5 separate regions of the Homo sapiens genome follow, and all the other regions are linked to region 1. The links are chromatin contacts, found by Hi-C or POLR2A ChIA-PET in ENCODE. All regions are on one chromosome and are shown on one strand. The core of a region is the stretch at or near the end of the contact, and the rest is flanking DNA. Distances in the headings are between cores, read along the strand shown. Region 1 holds the start of WDR13 (WD repeat domain 13). Region 2 holds the start of CCDC22 (CCC complex scaffolding subunit CCDC22). Region 3 holds the start of PRICKLE3 (prickle planar cell polarity protein 3). Region 4 holds the start of GPKOW (G-patch domain and KOW motifs). Region 5 holds the start of MAGIX (MAGI family member, X-linked).

Evidence for each region. A loop is a pair of places that touch in the nucleus more often than their neighbours do. ChIA-PET counts read pairs that join two places held with the same protein, here RNA polymerase II (POLR2A). Pooled maps may share reads with other maps.
Region 2: a loop to region 1 is called in a pooled map, with 11 times the contacts of the local background. The contact joins the promoter of CCDC22 here to the promoter of WDR13 in region 1. A Hi-C loop is called at or near these places in 1 of 37 single-sample maps with no recorded cell type and 6 of 50 pooled maps. POLR2A ChIA-PET finds 5 or more read pairs at or near these places in 1 of 52 experiments (GM10248).
Region 3: a pooled map shows a loop between it and region 1 (16-fold over the local background). The contact joins the promoter of PRICKLE3 here to the promoter of WDR13 in region 1. A Hi-C loop is called at or near these places in 8 of 50 pooled maps. POLR2A ChIA-PET finds 5 or more read pairs at or near these places in 2 of 52 experiments (MCF 10A and WTC11).
Region 4: a loop to region 1 is called in a pooled map, with 15 times the contacts of the local background. The contact joins the promoter of GPKOW here to the promoter of WDR13 in region 1. A Hi-C loop is called at or near these places in 1 of 37 single-sample maps with no recorded cell type and 8 of 50 pooled maps. POLR2A ChIA-PET finds 5 or more read pairs at or near these places in 1 of 52 experiments (activated T-cell).
Region 5: a loop to region 1 is called in a pooled map, with 5 times the contacts of the local background. The contact joins the promoter of MAGIX here to the promoter of WDR13 in region 1. A Hi-C loop is called at or near these places in 1 of 37 single-sample maps with no recorded cell type and 9 of 50 pooled maps. POLR2A ChIA-PET finds 5 or more read pairs at or near these places in 1 of 52 experiments (MCF 10A).

Annotation. Positions count from the first base shown.
Region 1 is chrX:48,596,042-48,598,741 of GRCh38, forward strand. WDR13 (WD repeat domain 13) reads left to right here and starts at 1,451. Exons shown (of 10, transcript NM_001347217.2): 1 at 1,451-1,573; 2 at 1,917-1,996; 3 at 2,676-2,700. The coding sequence starts at 1,956. RefSeq lists enhancers at 1,757-2,076, 2,097-2,166, 2,187-2,246.
Region 2 is chrX:49,234,065-49,236,764 of GRCh38, forward strand. It overlaps CCDC22 (CCC complex scaffolding subunit CCDC22), which reads left to right and starts at 1,406. Exons shown (of 17, transcript NM_014008.5): 1 at 1,406-1,622. The coding sequence starts at 1,573. It also overlaps the pseudogene HSPB1P2.
Region 3 is chrX:49,185,123-49,187,822 of GRCh38, forward strand. PRICKLE3 (prickle planar cell polarity protein 3) reads right to left here and starts at 1,251. Exons shown (of 9, transcript NM_006150.5): 1 at 1,134-1,251. The coding sequence starts at 1,175. It overlaps SYP (synaptophysin), which reads right to left. Exons shown (of 7, transcript NM_003179.3): 7 at 2,693-2,700. RefSeq lists a cis regulatory region at 1,010-1,550 and a silencer at 1,244-1,373.
Region 4 is chrX:49,122,349-49,125,048 of GRCh38, forward strand. GPKOW (G-patch domain and KOW motifs) reads right to left here and starts at 1,387. Exons shown (of 11, transcript NM_015698.6): 1 at 1,199-1,387; 2 at 274-428; 3 at 50-174. The coding sequence starts at 1,374. RefSeq lists enhancers at 1,057-1,710, 1,711-2,364.
Region 5 is chrX:49,161,308-49,164,007 of GRCh38, forward strand. MAGIX (MAGI family member, X-linked) reads left to right here and starts at 1,451. Exons shown (of 6, transcript NM_024859.4): 1 at 1,451-1,631; 2 at 2,476-2,622. The coding sequence starts at 1,583. RefSeq lists a silencer at 2,430-2,539 and a cis regulatory region at 2,640-2,700.

The DNA.
Region 1 (2,700 bases), core at 201-2,700:
ACTCTTTATCAATCATGTTACAAAAGAGTATTTAATATGAAAAGACACTGATAAGCTTGTTACAGGGACAAGGGAGATGCTGAGTCAACACAATACAGTGTGATCTTTCGGTGACTTTAAAACATTGTTGAATTGATTGTATTTGTTATAAAAATAATGTGGAAAATAACAGCTTTGAATTTTATGTCAGTTGATGTTAAGATCCAACAGGAAGTTTACCCTGATAACGTTAAGATGAACAGTTTGAAAGCAGCTTCCTGCTGGAAGTTGAAATAGAGATGATTCAGATAGCCTCTTTGGATCCAAACCCCAAAGCTTCTTTTGCCTAATTCTATCTTCTGTCTTTAGAAACTCAAGCCTCGACTGGGCTCGGTGGCTCACGCCTGTAATCCCAGCACTTTGGGAGGCCGAGGCGGGCGGATCATGAGGTCAGGAGATTGAGACCATCTTGGTTAACACGGTGAAACCCCCTCTCTACTAAAAACACAAAAATTTAGCCAGGCGTGGTGTCGGACGCCTGTAGTCCCAGCTACTTGGGAGGCTGAGGCAGGAGAATGGCGTGAACCCAGGAGGCGGAGCTTGCAATGAGCCGAGATCGCGCCACTGGACTCCAGCCTGGGCGACAGAGCGAGACTCCCGTCTCAAAAAGAAAAAAAAAAAAAAAAAAGAAAGAAACTCAAGCCTCAAGCTGTCTGGGGGCATCCAAGTCCAACCATCCCAGTCACACACACACAACCGACCTTACTCATCCCAGGGGTGTGCAGAGGCCCACTGCAAGAACTGGTGAACTTTCAAGGCGTCTTTGCATATATGATGATTTTTTATTCTATTATTCAAGTTTTGCTTGGACAAGATTGTGCTGCTAAAAAGTGGCCTACACCACTTTTTTTGTTTTTGTTTTTGAGACAGGGTTTCACTCCCGTCGCCCAGGCTAGAGTGCAGTGGCGCGATCTCAGCTCACTACAACCTCCGCGTCCTGGGCTCAAGCAATCCTCCTGCCACAACCTCCCGAGTAGCTGGGACTACAAGCGCCCGCCACCATACCCGGCTAATTTTTGTATTTTTAGTAGAGACGGGGTTTCACCATGTTGGCCAGGCTGGTCTTGAACTCCTGGCCTCAAGTGATCCACCTGCCTCGGCCTCCCTAAGTGCTGGGATTACAGGCGTGAGCCACCGCGCCCGGCCCTACACCACTTTTTAAAAGTCGTGTTTCTTCTCTTTTTTATAATGTTGTACTTCTGATTTCTAGGGAATGATTAGCAAACTCACCCCTGACGCTATGTCCCTTGGACATTATCCTTGTATACACAAAAAGTGCAATTAACGAGTGGGTAGAAGTCAAGGGGTGGAGCCTCCGTCCTTGGGCTTGAAGCCAATGTCCCTCAATGCGCCTGCGAGACTCCCACGCCCTGGGAAGGATGCCTATCGATTCGCTCTGGGCTCGGCAGTTCTTTCTGATAGCAGGCAGCCATCTTGCCTGGAGCCTGAGAAAGGGAGGAGAGACAGAAGGAACCGGCGACAGTGGTCTCAGGGCCGCTCCGGGGGGCCTCAAGAACCGGAGGCAGCCCCGGAGGTGGTCCCCGATCCCGGGCTATGCTCTTGGATCTGAGAAGGGAAGGCGGAGGGCGGCGGGGACAAGATGGGTGGAGAATGTCAAGCAAGGAATGCTAGGCGGGGGAGGGGCGTTGCTATGGCGACTGGGGAGGGGCGGTGTCTGTTCTGAATCGCTGTGTGTCACCCGGGCGCTGCCCAGGAAGGGCAGGGCTGGGGTGATGACCATGGTAACACCCGGGGGGGAGTTCGTGACATCTCCGGCGCGGAGGGACTCGATGTCTATGGCAATGGTCGCCTGGTGGAAGGGACGGAACTAGATCCCTTCGCTCGGGACGCTCACATTCCAGGCCCTTGTCCTGCAGGCTGCCGCGGGCGGACACGCCAGAGGAGGAGGCCGGGGAATGGCCGCGGTGTGGCAGCAAGTCTTAGCAGTGGACGCGAGGTGAGGCGTGGGGTCAAAGCCCATGGGAGCAGAACTTACTGTGGTGCATGCGCAATGGCGATAAGTGAGGCTGGGCGGAGAACTTGCCTTATGCGGCTGCGTGGGCATGCCGGAGGTGAGCATGCGCAGTAGCGGGGGCGGGCACGCCCGCGGTGAGTTGGCTGCGCCGGAGAGGATTCTAAACAGCAAGCTGGGAAAATGTGGTCAGATGTGGGCATGCGCAAAGCGGCTACCTGTGAGAGGGAGGTGGGGCTCAGGCAGGTGACATCCTATCCCCTATGGGTGTCCCCTAGACTTTTTTTTTTTTACATCATCACTTCCCCATTCTGACCCCATCACCTCCCAACGCTGACCCCCATAATGTCAGTCTGATTTCTGTCGCCCTGGTATACTGACCCTAATTATTGTCTGCGCTGACCCAGTCACCCCGTAGGGACCCCAGCACGGCAGCAGACTGACTCTGTTGTCTGCAAACTGACCTCATGACCATGCTCATTATTACTGCAGACTCACTCCCACCACAGGACCAAGAGGTCCCTCATCACCACTGCTAGTCATTCTTACCACCTAGGCCCCAGTCACTGCCACACACCTCACTCTCCTGCCGTACCCCCCCCCCCGAGCTGATTGATTCCCTCTGTCCTGTGCCTGCTGCCTGCCCTGCATCCTGACCCTGCAGGTACAACGCGTACCGCACACCAACG
Region 2 (2,700 bases), core at 156-2,655, 640 kb after region 1:
ACCTTGGTGGGGTCCACACCGGGGGGCAGCGTGTATTTCCGGGTGAAGCATCGGGAGATGTAGCCATGCTCGTCCTGCCGCTCCTCGTGCTTGCTGGTGATCTCCACCATGCCATCCTTGGTCTTGACCGTCAGCTCGTCGGAGGCGAAGTAGTTGATGTCCAGGGATACGCGCCAGCGGTCCGCTGTGGGCCGATTCTCCGAGACCCCGCCGCTGAGCTGCCGGCTGAGCGCGTAGCTGTAGGCGGGCGCGGCCACCGCGGGGCTCTCGACCGCGGCGGGGGCAGGGGACGCACGTAGCGGGGCCAGCAGCTGGTGCCCAACCACTGCGACCAGCCCGAAGGCCTGGTCAAAGAGGCGACTGTGCGGGTACCAGTCGCGGAAGGGGTCCCAGCTGGGGTCCCGCAGGAGCGAGAAGGGGACGCGGCGCTCGGTCATGCTGGCTGGCTCTGCTGGGGACGTCTGCTTGGACAAGTGTCAATTTTTTTTTTTTTTTTAAGAGATGGTGTATTGCTGTATTGCCCATGCCGGTCTCAAACTCCTGACCTCAAGCGATCCTCCCGCCTTGGCCTCCAAAACTGCTGGGATTGCAGGTGCGCGTCGGCTGTTCAAGAAATGGTTACATAGATTTCTTTTGCTTTATTTATTTATTTAGAGACGGAGTCTCGCTCTGTTGCCCAGGCTGGAGTGTAATGGCGCAATCTCAGCTCACTGCCACCTTCGCTTCCCCAGTTCAAGTGATTCTCCTGCCTAAGCCTCCCGAGTAGCTGGGACTACAGGCATGTGCCACCATGCCTGGCTAATTTTTCTCATTTTAGTAGAGAGGGGGTTTCACCATGTTGGCCAGGCTGGTCTCGAACTCCTGACCTCAGGTGATCCACCCGACTCGGCCTCCCAAAGTGCTGGGATTACAGGCGTGAGCCACTGCACCCAGCCGGTTACATAGATATTTGCTGTGTAATTATTCTTTGGAGTGTACAAATGTGTATCATATTAAAGCATTTATTGAATGCATGGACACTAGTAACTATAACTTACATAGTGCTTTCTTATCTTATGTGTCAGGCACATAGTACAACGTGCTTTATATAAATTAATTCTGTTTTAATCCTAAAAAGCAGGTACTGTCAATAGTCCCATTTTACAGATGAGGAGACTAAGACACAGGGAAGTAGTCGCTTTGTGTTAAAATTCTGCCCTTAATGTGTACACTTTTATAGCCTAGAAGATGAATGCCGCCTTAAACGAATGAGTCAGGAAGCCCCTTTCTGTCCGGCCCCTCCACTCCCCACCACACGGGTTGTTCCTTTTTCCCTTGGAAGAGCCCACTGGACTGCAGGTGGAAGAACTACAGTTCCCAGCAGCTATTGCAAGCTCAACCTCCGTGCACACTCACCCCAGGCCTCACATCCGGCATGCGCCGTGCTCGCTCACAGAACTACACTTTCCAACTCTCCCCACACGACCCGTGACACTCTGTGGACCGCGAGCACGGAGCAGGGTTTCTACAGCTGCTCCCCACTTTCTCGGACCCGGTCCTGGACCCAGCCCCCGACTCCGACACGGCTCCACCATGGAGGAGGCGGACCGAATCCTCATCCATTCGCTGCGCCAGGCCGGCACGTAAGGACAGAGCCCCCGCCCACCCCCGAAGCCCACATCCGGGACTCTAAAGCCCAGGACCCCGTTTCCCGGGAACCTTAAAACCCGGGATCCTGACATTCAGGGCTCCAACTCCAGGATCCTAAGACCCTCACCCCCTTACACACACACACACACACACACACACACACACACACACGCACACACACACCGCCCTCCCTGACACCGACATCAGAGGCCTCCCAAATCCTTTAACCATGATATTTGGTACACCCAAAGCTCTGGGACCCAGACACCTTGAGACGTTACAACCTTGAAACCTCAAGACCCGGAACCCTGTAATCTGGGGAATCTTAACATCAGTTCCCTGAGACCCTGTTATCTGGAGACCCTAAGACACCTGTGCCCTAAGAACCAGGGAGCGTAAAACCCCAGGACCCTGGCACTCGGGGACTCCAAAAAATCCCTGGACCAGATACTTGGGATCCTTCAAACTCCAGTTCCCCAAACACCTGGGGCTTAAAAAAACCCAGGATTCTTTTTTTTTTTTTTCCTTTTCCGAGATGGAGTCTCGCTCTGTCGCCTAGGCTGGAGTGCAGTGGGGTGATCTCAGCTCACTGCAGCCTCCGCCTCCCAGGTTCAAGTGATTCTCCTGCCTCAGCCTCCCAAGTAGCTGGTATTACAGCCGTGCGCCACCTTGCCCGGCTAATTTTTGTATTTTTAGCAGAGACAGGGTTTCACCATGTTGGTCAGGCTGGTCTCCAACTCCTGACCTCAAGTGATCTGCCCGCCTCCGCCTCCCAAAGTGCTGGGATTACAGGTGTGAGCCACCACGCCCAGCCAAAAAAACCCAGAATTCTAAAATCTGACATCAGCATTTGGTCACCCTGACGCACGAAGACTCCTCCGTTCAGAGGCCCTAAAAACCCAGGATGCCAACATCTAGGGAGTCTGATTTTTGTATTGCTTGAAACTAGGTGGTCTTGATATTCAGGGATCTTGATACCCAGGGACCCTGACATTTGGAACTTCTGAAAACAGCAGCCTCCTAAAATCTAGTCTTCTCAAAACTCTAGCAGCTCAATATGTATGCAAAGAA
Region 3 (2,700 bases), core at 1-2,500, 590 kb after region 1:
CCATCTACGCCGCCAGCAGCACTCCAGTTCCACAGGGTAGGAGACGAGACCGCATTCTTCCTTGAGATCCCCACGTGAACCCTGCCCCTCTCTTCAGAAGCTCAGGAGCTCCTCCCCTAAACCCTGGCCTCATGCCCTGATACCCAAGGAACTGGGGACCCTCCCCAGGATCTCAGGAGGCCCCTGCTCCATTCAGAAACCCCCATCCCAAGAAACCTTGGCCTTTACCCATCCCATCCTAGGGCTATTTATTCCTTCTCCGGACCATCAAACCCAGACCCCACATTCCCAGGTCAGAGACCCACTCCAAAGGAAGTGAAAGAACCTCCTATCTAAGAAGTCAAAAACTCCCTTGCTCAGGCGGAACCCTGGAAGCCTTGTCCCCCCAAATCCCAGTCTCTTGACTCTCAGCATTTCGGCATCCCAGGAGTGTAGGACTCCATCCCTCCGTGCACATTCCTCCAAGGTACTGTGTCCTTTAGAAGCTGAGGAGGTCGGCCAGGCTCGGTGGCTCACGCCTATAATCCCAGCACTTTGGGAGGCCGAGGTGGGCGGATCACCTGAGGTCAGGAGTTCGAGACCAGCCTGGCCAACATGGTGAAACCTTGTCTCTACTAAAAATACAAAAATTAGGCGGGCGCGGTGGCGGGCGTCTGTAATCCCAGGTACATGGGAGGCTGAAGCAGGAGAATCGCTTGAACCCAGGAGGCGGAGGTTGCAGTGAGCGGAGATAGCGCCACTGCACTCCAGCCTGGGTGACAGAGATTCAGTCTCAAAAAAAAAAAAAAAAAAAAAAAGCAGCAGCTCAGGAGGTTCCTGCTCAACCTAAGGCTTCAAGACCCAGTTCTCTGGCCCTCAGGATTCCCTCCCACAATTCATAAGAGAGGGGTCCCCACCAGGTCCCAGGAGTGCTGATGAAAGTGTGTGGAGAGGTGATTAGGGGGTTTGGGCCACCAGATCTACACCTTCCTCCATCCATTCGCCTCCAGCAGCCCCAGCCCCAGGTCTGGGAATGCAGGGGATGGGATTCCCAGATCCTCTGTGGGGCACCTATTCGCTATGCCTATCCATTGCCCCCTTGCCTGGGCCTCAGTTTACCCCCGACCCCCACCGCTGCCCTGACTCCCGCTCACCGCACGCCCGGAGCGGCGCCTCCGGGACCCACGCGCGAACATGGCGCGCCCGGGCAGGGTCAAGCCGGGCCGGGTCAGGCGAATGTAATCCTTGCGACCGTCAGGCCACCGCGCGTCCGGCCTGGGAACTCGGTTCCGTAAACCTGACACCCTCGTGGGAGGAGCGCGCCCCGCAGGGCCCGCCCCCGGGCATGTGGTCTCTCCGCTGCCAGGGCGCCCCCTGCCTAGAGGTGAACTGCACGTAGCCCGGAGTGCCCCGCGGGAAAGGCCTCTGCCCTCCCGCTCCGGGCCGGTGCGGGGCGTCACAAGGCACGACCCCCAGAATCCCGGCGTGCCACGTGGCCTCTCACGGGACCTGGGGCTTGAAGGTTCTGTAGTGGAGGATGGGGAGACTCAGAGGTGGCCAACTGGACTGAGAGGGGTGGCGCGCTAGGGTGCTTGTGTTGACGTTTTGTGTCGATTTATTTCGGATGCTTATTTGGGAGAGGGGTTAAAGACACCTCTTGGCTCCTCCCCACTGGTGAGGTTCCGAGGGTCTCCCCGATGAATGCTGCAACAATGGGCCCCAACCTCACCCGCAGCCCCAGCTGGTGCTCGCTGGGAACCTGGGAACCTGGCCCTAGCCACCAGAGAGCTAGATCTTATACGCACTCCTCCCTTCTCATTCCCCTCTCAGCGAGGCCAGGTTCCAAAGCCCTCGTCCCCTCTCTCCCCTCATCCTTATAAGCCTAGCTGTCCAGCCCCGTCCCCCCACCCCAAGTCTTGAGAAGTAGATCTTAAAGCCTTCCCTCCCCCACCCACATTTTTCTCTCTCCAGTTATCCCCTTCCCCAGCTCAGTTCCAGGGCGGGGAGCCTCTCCTTCACGCTCTCAGGCTTGGCTGTGCCTCCGGGCTGGGGGGAGGGGGTCCCATGGCCTCAGTCAGAACTCGGCCCGGGTCTCTATGCACGGAGACTGCAGCGGCCAGGCCCTTCATCGCGGGCCCCGGGGACCTCTCCCCGCCCCCCATTACACATGTCCCTGTCACTTCCCGTGGAGTGGAGAGGTAAAAGAGAATAACTAATGAACTAAGGAGTCACCCCGGCGCCCCACCTCCCCTCCTTGCCTAACCTGTCTCCCATTTCTCCAGCCTGGGCGGAGGCAGGGAAAGGAGAGACAGTAGGGTCTGAAGATTAGGGATGGGGTCAGGCAATGTGAGGTTTCCTCCTATTCGGACCCCTTGGGGATTTGAGGAGAGGGTTCCACAGGGGCTCGGAAGAGGCTTGGCTAAGGGACCAGAATTAGAACCAACTCCTAGAAAGACCGGGCATTTGGTGGCCAGTAGTGGGAGGGTGAGCAGGGCTACTCAGAGAGTGACAGAGTGATTGGCAGGAGAGGCTTCCCAGAGGATGCTGCTCTGCCTAACACTTTTGAAGGGGCCTGAAATGGTGCAGCAAGCTGAACTGCGGTCGGTGGGTCCGGGTGGAGCTTGTTCTCACCACCTCTCCCTCCTTTCTCCCCCGGCCAACCTCCTCCCCGGCGCCCGAAAAAGACACACTGAGAAATCAGAGCCGGGTAGACTAGGTGGT
Region 4 (2,700 bases), core at 137-2,636, 530 kb after region 1:
ACAGGGCAAAGAAAGGCTGGGGCAGGAGGGGGACAAGGGGCCAGCTCACTGTCTCTGCCCGGGGTTCGCTGTCTGCCCCTTCCCCGCTGGGGGTGCATCCTTTCTGGATCATGGGGATAGCGAGCGTGGGGTCGACACCCGCATTCTCTCTCTCTTCCAGAGACTTCTTGGATTCTAAAGGAAGAATAGGAGGGAGCAATGAAGTCCCACTCTATCCTTCCACCTTCTTCCTCTTCTTCCTTCAATGGGGAAGGGTAAAGGGGTATCACTCACCCGCAATGAGCTCCTTCACAGCCTGGGACACCACCCCATCCGCCAAGGCCCCAGTATCTGTGGATGGCCCAGGGGGCCGGGCTGGTGGCTGCCTGCGATGGCCATTCTGGATCAAAGGGATGACGAGTTCCTTGGGGGCCTCCTGGGGCTTCACACTGATGTGGACACAGAGGGGTGGGGTTGGGAGAATGGCAGGGTCAGTGGGTCACACTCCTTCATTCAGAGAAAACACAAGAGCCAAACTCACCCCAGCCCCACAGACCATGTCTTCCCTACTCCATGTCTGGATCTCCTGTTCCTCTCTGATCGTGCATTCTCTGGATTATCTCCCCAGTGCCCCCAACTCATAAATGTCAGTGCCTTCGAGAAATAAGTCCTGCACTCTCTGTTTAACTCAATACCGGCTTCTACAATGGCCCACAAATCACTATCTTCAGCCCAGACCTTCCCCAGCTCCAGGTTCCCAAACAGCTTCCTAGATGCCTGATTCTCTTCTGGAAATCCCTCCCTCAGACCCCTCAGACACTCCTCTCCTCATTAAGCTGATGGTGGCCTCCATCAACCTGAATCTGCCGCTCCATCCCGTTCCCCATATCGGGGACGCCTCAGCCCTTCAGTTGAGACACTAGCAGGTCCTGTCATTTTCTCATTCTTTCCTTCTCCCAGAACGCACAGACCTTAGTGTCTTCAAGTCCTAAAGACACTTCTTCTCAGTAATACATCCTCTCTTCGCAATTCCCACAGCTATCAGGCCCAATTTCCTCACCCCCTCCTATAAACTCCCGCCTTCTGGCCTCCACGAATTTACTCAGGCTGTGCTTCAGGCTTAACAGGTCACTGTCACCAAGACAAACAACTGAGATTCCTCCCTCCCGCTTACGCCCACCGCAGAGATTTCCAAGGGGTGAAAGACCCGGCGCGTCACCTCTGCAGCTCCCTCCCTTCCACGGTTTTCAAGAAATCCTTCTCCTCCGGAGATGGCCCCGCGCCGTCTCCCGAGTCGGCCAGCCGCCTCCGTGCGGACGTGCGAGTGAAGCCGAATGAAATTGGGGCAGTGGAAGCAGCCGTCAGCGGCAAAACACCCTCTTTGGAGTCAGCCATCTTGCTCCTTTTCCCAGGCCGGCGCGCTGCTTGCTGGGAAATTTAGTTTGGGTTCAGATCGCTAGGGGCCGGCCAAAGTGCGTAAAAACTACCTTCCCATCAACCACTGTGGCACCGGCGGGAGGGGGCGGTAAGGGGCCGTGGGAAGTAATTGTCGCTCTTTCAAACGTGGTGGGAGCGCGTCGCGCCAAGCGCCCAGGGAAATGTAGTTTTTTTTTTGTTTGTTTTGTTTTGTTTTTTAAGATGGAGTCTCGCTCTGTTTCACAGGCTGGAGTGCAGTGGCGTGATCTCGGCTCACTGCAACCTCCGCCTCCCAGGTTCAAGCGATTCTCCTGCCTCAGCCTCCCGAGTAGCTGAGACTAAAGGCATGCGCCACCACGCCTGGCTAATTTTTGTATTTTTAGTAGAGACGGGGTTTCACCGTGTTAGCCAGGATGGTCTCGATTTCCTGACCTCGTGATTCTCCTGCCTCGGCCTCCCACAGTGCTGGGATTACAGGTGTGAGCCACCACGCCTGGCTGGAAATGTAGTTTTTAGCGGGGTAGGCATGGTGGAAGGTGGATTCATTCTTGCCAGACATTAATCTTCCTTCGTGTAGGCGTTTGACAAGTATTTATGGAGCGCCTAATGTGTGCCCTACTTATGTGGGAAGTGTTGATGAAGTAAATCATTTAGAAATAATCAGCTGGGTGTGGTGGCGCGCACCTGTAGTTCCATTTACTCCGCAGGCTGAGGCAGGAGGATGGCCTGAGGCCTGGGAATTCGAGGCTGCACTTAGCTCTTATCGCACCACTGCATTCCAGCCTGGGTGACAGAGCGAGACCCCATCTCTAAAAAAGAAAAAGGTCGGGGGTGGGGGGGATGGAGCGTCAGTTGTGTACAATAATAAATAATAGACATAAAATAAATAATAGACATAAAAAACCCCGTCTCTACTGAAAATACAAAAATTAGAGGGGTGTGGTGGCTCATGCCTGTAATCCCAGCATTTTGGGAGGCCGAGGCTGGTGGATCACCTGAGGTCAGGACTTTGAGACCAGCCTGACTCATATGGTGAAACCCTGTCTCTACTAAAAATACAAAAATTAGCCGGGCGTGGTGGTGGCGCCTGTATCCCCAGCTACTTGGGAGGCTGAGACAGGAGGATTGCTTGAATCCGGGAGACAGAGTTTGCAGTGAGCCGAGATCCTGCCACTGCACTCCAGCCTGGGCGACAGAGCGAGACTCCGTCTTAAAAAAGAAAAAAGAAAGAAAGAAAGAAATAGTGCCTATTGGCCAGGCTCATACCCGTAATCCCAGCACTTTAGGAGGCCGAGGCGGGCGGAT
Region 5 (2,700 bases), core at 201-2,700, 570 kb after region 1:
GACATTTGGGTTATTTCCAGTTTTTGGATATTAACAAATATTATGGACTGAATTGTGTCCACCCATAAATATATATATATATATATATTTGTTGTTGTTGTTGTTGTTGTTTTGTTTTTTTGAGAGAAGTCTCGCTCTTATCCCCCAGGTTTGAGTGCAATGGCTCGATCTCCACTCACTGCAACCTCTGCCTCCCGGGCTCAAATGATTCTCCTGCCTCTGCCTCCCAAGTAGCTGGGATTAAGTCACCTGACACCACGCCTGGCTAATTTTTGTATATTTTAGTAGAGATGGGGTTTCACCATGTTCGCCAGGCTGGTCTTGAACTCCTGAACTCAGGTGATCCACCCGCCTTGGCCTCCCAAGGTGCTGGGATTACAGGCGTGAGCCACTGTGCCCAGCCATAAATATATATGTTAAAGCTCTAACCTCCAATGTGACTGTATCTGAAGATAGCTTCTTTAGGAGGCAACTAAGGTAAAATGAGGTCACTAAGGTGGAGCCCTAACCAGATAGGACTGTGACCTTATAAGAAACAGAAGAGAGAGATCTCTCCCTCTCTCTGTGTGTGCCTCTCTCACGCCTTTACTCTCCTTCACTCTCTTAATTCCATGTGAGGACACAGCAAGAAGGCAAGCATCTGCAACCCAAAAGGAGAGACCTCACCAGGAACCAAATTGGCTACCACCTTGATCGTGGACTTTCCGGCTTCCAGAACTGTGAGAAACTTATGTTGTTTAAACCACCCAGTCTACGATATTTTGTTACAGTAGTTCTAAATGAATAAGACAGGAAATAAAGCTGCTATGAATATTTGTAAGACAAGGCTGTGTAAATGTATGCTTTCTTTTAGATAAATACGCAGGAGTGGAATGGCTGGCTCATATGTGTACGCTTAGTTTTTAAAGACACTACCAAACTGTTTTCTAAAGTTGCAGGCCGGGCACGAGTGGCTCACGCCTGTAATCCCAGCACTTTGGGAGGCTGAGGCGGGCCTCGCCTGTAATCCCAGCACTTTAGGGAGTTCGAGACCAGCCTGACCAACATGGAGAAACCCCGTCTCTACTAAAAATACAAAATTAGGGGGGCGTGGTGGTGCATGCCTGTAATCCCAGCTACTCAGGAGGCTGAGTCAGGAGAATCACTTGAACCCGGGAGGCAGAGGTTGTAGTGAGCCGAGATCGTGCCATTGCACTTCAGCCTGGGCAACAAGAGCGAAACCCTGTCTCTAAATAAATAAATAAAGTTGCAATATCATTTTACATTTCCACCGGAGGTATAGGAGTTCCATTTCCTCCATATCTTCAGCAACAGTTGGTATTGTCAGGCTTTTAAATTCTAACTAGGACCTTTAGTTAACAGAGTGCGGCGCCTGCAGCAGAGTGAGGCCAAGCACTCCTCCTGGCTCCTACAGCCAGGCCTCCTTGCTGGCCGCCAGGTAGGTCACCGCGCGGGTCCGGGAGCCAGGCACGGGACCCGCCAGCTTCAGCCTCCAGGGCCTGGGCGGGCCGCCAGGTGAGCGCGCCCCAGAGCTCAAAATTCGTAGCTGGCAGCCCTGCGTCCACCCGGCGGACTACTGGCCATGGAGCCGCGCACAGGGGACGCCGCGGACCCTAGGGGGAGCAGAGGAGGTACAGGGATTGGGGTCGTTGGGGAAGGACAGGGCGAGTCGCCGCCATCCCCGTCCCGCCTGTCTGCTCCACACCTTTTCCTTCTGACAGGTGGTAAACAGAGCGGCTCTGGCGCCCAAGTGAAGGTGGCAGGGGGCAGGGGCCCAGCGATGGAGGCTGGGCTGGAGGTCCCCTACCCACACCCACACACGAGGGAAAGGGCCGCGCACCAGAGCAGGGGAGGGGCTCTCAGGAGTCTCCAGGGAGACGTGCAGATGTGCGGGGAGGGGTCTGCCCGTGGTCACTGGGGACACCTGGGCACTCAGGGTCTTAGTGAACTGGGGGGAGGGGAGCTGGGGGCCCCTGGGGACCTGTGGAGGGGGACTCTGGAGGTATGTGGGCCATGGGGGGAACGGGCCCTCTGAGGGAATTCATGGGGGTAGCAGCGGTTGCCTAGGATACTTAGACGGGGAATTGGGGGTTCCGGGGCTATGGGGTCAGGCCGTGTTCTCCCAGGATATCTGGGGAAATGGGGTCCCCTGAGATATCGCGGGCGAAGAGTTGGGCATCCAGGGTGATTAGGGGGCAGTCGAGGACCTCACGGGGTGTTCGGAGGTGTCTAGGACTATTGCAGTCAAACAGCGATCTCCAGGGACACCGTGGGAGCAAGCGGGGGTGCACCGGCTACCCGCGACGGTCGGGGATCGCGTGAGGGGAGGGACAGCAGTGACCTCCGAAACTATCGAGGGAGTGGCCAGGGGTCGCCGGGTATCCTGAGGGGCATTTCTAGGTCTTCGAGCGTCCGGAAGCATAGGGGTTGGCCGAGGCCGAGGGTCGGCGTTGACCTGTCCCCTCTTGCGCGCAGGCCGCGGCCCCTCCCCGCTCGCGGGCCCTAGCGCCCGGCAGCTCCTGGCGCGGTTGGACGCGCGCCCCCTGGCGGCGCGAGCTGCGGTCGACGTGGCAGCGCTGGTACGCAGGGCGGGCGCCACATTGCGCCTGCGCCGGAAGGAGGGTGAGTGACTGGCGCAGGGCCTCCGCTGGGGGAGGGTTCGGAGAGGAGTTGGGTTCAGTGGGACAGGCCTGGGGGGTC